2 separate regions of the Mus musculus genome follow, and region 2 is linked to region 1. A link is a loop called in an ENCODE intact Hi-C map of the cell type or tissue named here. Cell type or tissue: left cerebral cortex. All regions are shown on one strand. Each heading gives the region's core, and the rest is flanking DNA. Links, peaks and the distances in the headings are about the cores only.

What was found. Hi-C counts contacts between places; a loop is a spot of excess contacts. Peaks named below come from ENCODE experiments on the same cell type or tissue, not always from the same donor. Only the 100,000 strongest peaks of a DNase experiment are listed, where the experiment ranks them.
Region 2: a loop joins it to region 1, with 8 times the contacts of the local background. A loop is called at or near these places in 7 of 42 quality-filtered maps.

The regions. Positions count from the first base shown.
Region 1 is chr2:147,363,812-147,366,732 of GRCm38, reverse strand. Pax1 (paired box 1) reads right to left here and starts at 1,739. Exons shown (of 5, transcript NM_008780.2): 1 at 1,427-1,739; 2 at 371-1,000. The coding sequence starts at 1,685. In left cerebral cortex, for the core only: no CTCF peak of the experiment used is centred there; no DNase peak of the experiment used is centred there.
Region 2 is chr2:147,087,185-147,090,105 of GRCm38, reverse strand. The region is part of intron 1 of Gm34889 (a long non-coding RNA gene); the gene reads right to left. Among named protein-coding and RNA genes, the nearest start is that of Gm34889, 3.1 kb to the right of the region's middle. In left cerebral cortex, for the core only: no CTCF peak of the experiment used is centred there; a DNase peak (open chromatin) is centred at 1,371.

The sequences.
Region 1 (2,921 bases), core at 191-2,690:
GAAAGCTAAAGAAGGGGCTGAGCAAAAATGGCCCAAGCGGTTTGTTTGGCTTAGATTTGGCGATAGGCATTTGCATTCTTTTTGCAAGAATGAAAAAGTGCAATTTCAGGCCTCCGATTTTGTGGTCTGCGCCTGCTCTTCTACTTGAGAAATATTTTCCATAGTTGTCATAAAAAGTTCAAGATGTCCGAAGACTCTCACAGAAGGTTCTGGACCCCCAGCCTGTGTGGCCAGTCGTGAACTTACTTTTGAGCCAAAGTCAGTTCTAGAAGGAGAAGGGCATGCAACACCCTCGCTCATCCTCCCGTCCCAAGTTCTGCCTTTTGTAGAAAATTACCGAAGACATCACGACTAAGACACCACGACTAACCTGTTTGCTCCATAAACGTCCGGATGCCCAGGATGTTGCTGACTGAATGTGCGGAGGGCCATGAACGCGGGATACTGACGTGGCCCGCCGAGCCGGGGACCCCGGGATGAGTGCCCATCTTAGTGCCCGTGGGTGACACTGGGCTGGGGTAGGGGTACTGGTAGATATGATTGTAGGGCAGTGCAGGCTGCGGAGGCGGCTGCTTACTTGCTTCGTATGGCCCTGGCTGCGCCAGGCTGCCAATCTTATTTCGCAGGATGCGACTGATGGAGCTCACAGAGGGCACGTTGTACTTGTCACAAACGCCATCAGCCAGTAGCCGGTCACGGATCTCCCAGGCAAAGATGCCAGGATCCCCCTGTTTGTAGTCCCGGATGTGCTTCACTACATTGGGGGTGGTAACTCGAGGTTTGCTGCCCCCGATGGCCCCGGGCAGGATGGAGCCGGTCTCGTTGTAGCGCGCCAGGATTTTGCTCACGCAGCCATGAGAGACCCGCAGTTGCCTACTGATGTCACAGGGTCGGATACCCAGCTGTGCTAGCTCCACGATTCGTAGGCGGATGGCATTGGGCAGGGGACGGCCGTTGACGAACACGCCACCAAGTTGGTTCACTTCGCCGTACGTCTGCTCTGCAGACGCGCCGGATAGGAGTGAGCAGGCGAGGGAGAAAACACCGGCGGGTTACTCAAGGGTGTCCTTGGGGAACCAATGCACTGCACCCTAGCGCGACTCTGAGATAACCCGCAGGTCCACCCCAGCCTCCGACATCTCAGATCTAAGGACAGAGCCAGCCGGGGACAGGCTGGCACATGTCGGGGTCAGGGACATTGTGCTCTTCAGCCCTTGGTGCCCTTTCGCGACTTTAGTCATACCCTCACCTCCTCCCTGAACTTAAGGGACTGACCCATCGATGGCTGGGAGCAGCAGAGGACGTGGCTCCTGAGGACATAGAACCCTTCTGCCCAGGGAAAGTGGATCAGGAGGAAGGGAGGGAGGCAGAGAGTCTCAACCCAGCTCCGCACCCGCCCGCACCCGGGCTGAAGCTCGCCCCTTACCCATCGCGCGCGGGCCGGCCAGCTGCCTGGCGCCGGAGCGGCGGGGGCTGGGCCCGGCGCAGTCCGGGAGAGCTCGGGCGCCGCCACCGCCGGAGAGGCATAGAGGGAGGGCGCGCGCGAGCCGTGGGCCGCGGCGGCTGGAGACGCGCAGTGAGCCGCTGCCCAGCGCGCCGCCCGCCCCAGGGCCTGCCGCAGCCGCCGCCGCCCGCTCCCAGGACACTCTCCAGGCCCGCGACCCCAGGCCCAAGGTGAACTTCATCCGATTGGGAGAAATTCGTCTGACCGGGAAGCTGCAGGGTGCGAGAATCAATTTGACGTGTCCTCCACGTCAATCTCTACAGTCACGCTGGAGACTCACGAATTGGCAGCTCATTGGTTCCCGTCACCGAGCCTGGCGTCCCCCTCCCCGCCCAGAAACTCTACCCCTCCTCCTAGTTCTTGGCTTCCCCCCTCCGCCTTTCTCTTACCCTCTCCGGAACCCTTACCCCCCCCCACACACACACACACCCCACCCCACCCACATACACACCAGGAATATACACCACCCTAAACCTAAGCCAGATCCTGGGATCATCCAATCTTTGTTGCTTTTTATGGCCTTCCTAACCTACTTCAGGAAAGGTAGGGGAGTCATCTCAAGTTGATCATACATTAACAATCACCTCCACCGCCATTACTAATAACCCGTTGGAAGGTAGAAGTTGATCCTGGCACGGTGTTTTAGCATGTGGCTATCTCCACCACCTGCTGCCCTGAGGAGAAGAGACAGGTCAGGTGGATACAGAACCTGGGGAACCACCAAGATGAAAAGAAAGAGGTCCAGCTTGGAAGGGGCATCGAGGAAGGGTGGTCCACAGTGGCTTATGGAGCGGACTCTCCCAGATCCCATTTCTCATGGTTGTCCATCCTGTACTCATAACAGGAGTGCCTTTGGAGTAACATGAGGTGATTTCAGTGACCCGAAAGGAGCACAGCATTCCAGGTTCTGCCTCGAATGACAAAGCCCACCCACCAGAACTCATTCCTCTCCAGTAAGTGACACAAGGAACAAGCAGGAAAGGCAGACTTGCTGCTTCCTGTCCCCAACAATCGGGCAATCTTCAAAAAACCATAATGGTTGCTGAGCTCCTGTTCCAGATCCAGACAGTCTCTTTCAGACAGGCCAGGAGATCCTGCCCGCACTCCACACACACACACACACACACACACACACACACACACACACACACACTTCCTCATCCGTCTGGCCTAGACATTCCCTGGCACCAGTAGTCTTCCAGAGGTCTCTGCTAAATGACCCTTCAGCTCTGGTATTAAAAATCAACTCTTCTAATTCATATCCATGCACAGTGCTGGGCCTCCAAGCTGGCCTTCATAAAGGCAGCAATCCCGAAGGAAGCAATGAGCTGGTCATGGAGTTCTGCACCTCATGCCGTGCCAGCAGAGCAAGACCTGGGAATTCCCAGGTGAGACAAGTAGACACCAAGAGCTTTGG
Region 2 (2,921 bases), core at 250-2,749, 280 kb after region 1:
GGAGGCAGAGGCAGGCGGATTTCTGAGTTCCAGGCCAGCTTGGTTTACAGAGTGAGTTCCAGGACAGCCAGGGCAGAGAAACCCTGCCTTGAAAAACAAAACAAAACAAAACAAAACAAAATAAAACAAAACAAGAGGATATGTGTAGTAGTTCCTATTAAGAATGTATAGGGACAGAAAAATTAGATTTTTCTCCCTGCATAAAACAATAGAAATTATTTTTCTTAAAATTCAAAGTATTCTTTTTTATAACAGGAATTTAATGACATTGTAAAATATGTGAAAAATAAATAGAAATAACAAAGTTTTAAACTTTCTATGGTAGCAAGGTATACATATAAACTTGTTAATTAGAAGCAAAAATTATATTTCAATCTTGTTAGTTTTCCTATAGCATATATAACTTTAACACATTATTTTTAAAACTACAGAAAAGTGTAAATACCTAGTTTAAGTTTATATTACCAAGGTAAGAGATTGTAATGTAGTAGATGTACTTATACATCTTGTTTTGTATACATATACACATATACCCTATTATTTTCTGCTGCAAGTTAAAAACTAAGATTACAGCTTTCCTATAATGTTAGAAGTACATTGTTTGGAGTGGGTTGCCTTATATTATTTGTTTGTGGAGGGTTTGTTTTGTTTTGTTTTGTTTTGTTTTTGTTCTGGGGTAATCATATCAAAAAGTCACTATTATTATTTAGCCAATGATAATCCTGCTGATATTTTCCATTTGTTCTCATGCTGTTGGAAAGATGTACTACTAATAATTGTACTATCTTAAAACAAAGTCACTGGTTAGACTTACCATTGGTAAGAAAGCAGAAGACAATTTTTCATCTAAAAATATCTGAATATTTTTCAGATTCATTCAAGAGTCTTTTTGTAGGTAGTTAAATCACAAAGCTTTTGCATTTTATAGAGAAAATATGGAAGTGGCACTGGGTAACCGAGAAAGAAATGTAAAATAATTTAAATAATCAATTAAAACTAAAAGTGTCTAGGAAAACTAAAAACAAAATTGGAAACTAAATTCCAGAAATTGATAAAATTATCAAAAACTTAAGAACAAACTTCATTTTGTCTCCTTAGCATTTTGTTTATACCTTCAAATTTTGCTGCACAAAACAAGTTCTATTGACATGATTCGTTATTCCTTTCCAAGTTAAAAAAAATATCGCAATTGTTATATTTCAGCTACTTCTCCAACATGAGAATTTCACTAATCAAATAAGTTACAAGTATTCCAAACTAATTCTAAGTGCAGCAAGTGTCTCATTTCTAAACAGCACTTATATTCTTGGTTATTCAGCAAAGAGTAATATTTTCAAGAACAGTCACCCTGATGCAGAAATCCAGGAGCTATTGACAATCTATGTGCCACCATAGAAAGACAAAGTCTCCCTCTTGGTTCTTGCTGGAACTCTACTTCAAAAGGGGTCTGTCACAAGGTTTCTCCTCTCTCCCTAGGCGCTCTGGCTGAGCTGCCTGACAACTGTAAATCCCAATTGCAGGGAAGACTCTTGCTTCTGATTTTAGAATTTTAGTTTAATTTAGATTCTTGTTAGGATTTTTGTAAGTTAGCTAACATATCAGAGATTTTCAATAAATGTCAATTTTTGGGTTTTTTTTCAAAGAATAAACCTATTGAATCTTTTTGTCTAGCAATTTTTTTTCTGCTATAGGCTGTCTTATGGTATGTTTTCAGTGTTGTGTGAAACTACAAAAATCTAAACTATGAAAAAGAGTCAAGGCACCAAAAACCAAACAAATGCTGTCCCCTGTATGTAAAGTAGTATTGTGCTTCAAGACGTGGAGCCAATCCTAGCAGAATACAATGTCAAGTGTTGTGAGGAGAGGAAATGGGAAAGGAGACTAGATTAAGAGAAGGAGAACCATCTCTTTTCACTACTGTATTCTCTTTAAGAGTTTCTTTCTTTCCTTTCTTTCTGCTAAGTGCTAAGAAAAGGGGAGGAAATAACAAGAAAGCATTCCTGAGAAATACATTTTCGTGACATATAGTCAATAGAATTTAACTATCACTAACTATAAATTTCCATTCACAGTTTGGGCAGAGAATAATTGGATGAAATGAGTTTGATGGAAATCTTCAACAGAGTATCAAACTATTTTGTCATTAGTTTGATATACTAATGTTTACATCCTCCAGAGTCTATTATCAAGCTCACGTGCACACATCCAAATAGCAACTATATTTTAAAGGTATGAAATTTCTAGGGTAAGACACAAATAACTGATAAAAGAAAATGTGGGGGATTTTAAGAATTTTTTTTTTCTTCCAGAACATTTCATGTCCAGGAAAAGAATTCTACTTGGCCTATGATGTTCCTAAACAGTCAGAAAGTGAATTTCATTAGAAATTCTGTTTTGTTTTATGTTTTCATTTTATAGTGGGAAACCTCCAGATCTGCGTGCATTGATAAACTGAACAAAATATAGTATAAGCACTTATAAAATTGCCACACTGGAGTTTTACAAATAAAATGTCACAAGATAAATATATAACTTGAAAATAAAAAATTAATCTGAAAAAGACCTCTAACCAAGTTTTCTGGCTTGGCTAGCTCATCAGCATGAAGTTTATGATAACTGCTTCATGTTTGAAATGTGTCTAAGCTTGAAAAAAATAATGGTTTGCAAGAGGCTTTCATATTCACAGATATTATGGCAACTATATTTACTTACCTTATCTTTGTTTAAAGTTTAAGATTACATTTTGTTGTTTTTAAGCTAGTAAGTAGTAAGGAATACAATTTAAGGTAAAAAAAAAAAGTTTAAAACCCACATTGTAAAAGGATCCCAGCATTTGAGTGCCCTCCCCCCCTAAAGGTTTCTTTGTGTATCATTAGTTCAAGAAATATAAGTAGGCAGTTCCAGCATAAGTGACCTAGCTC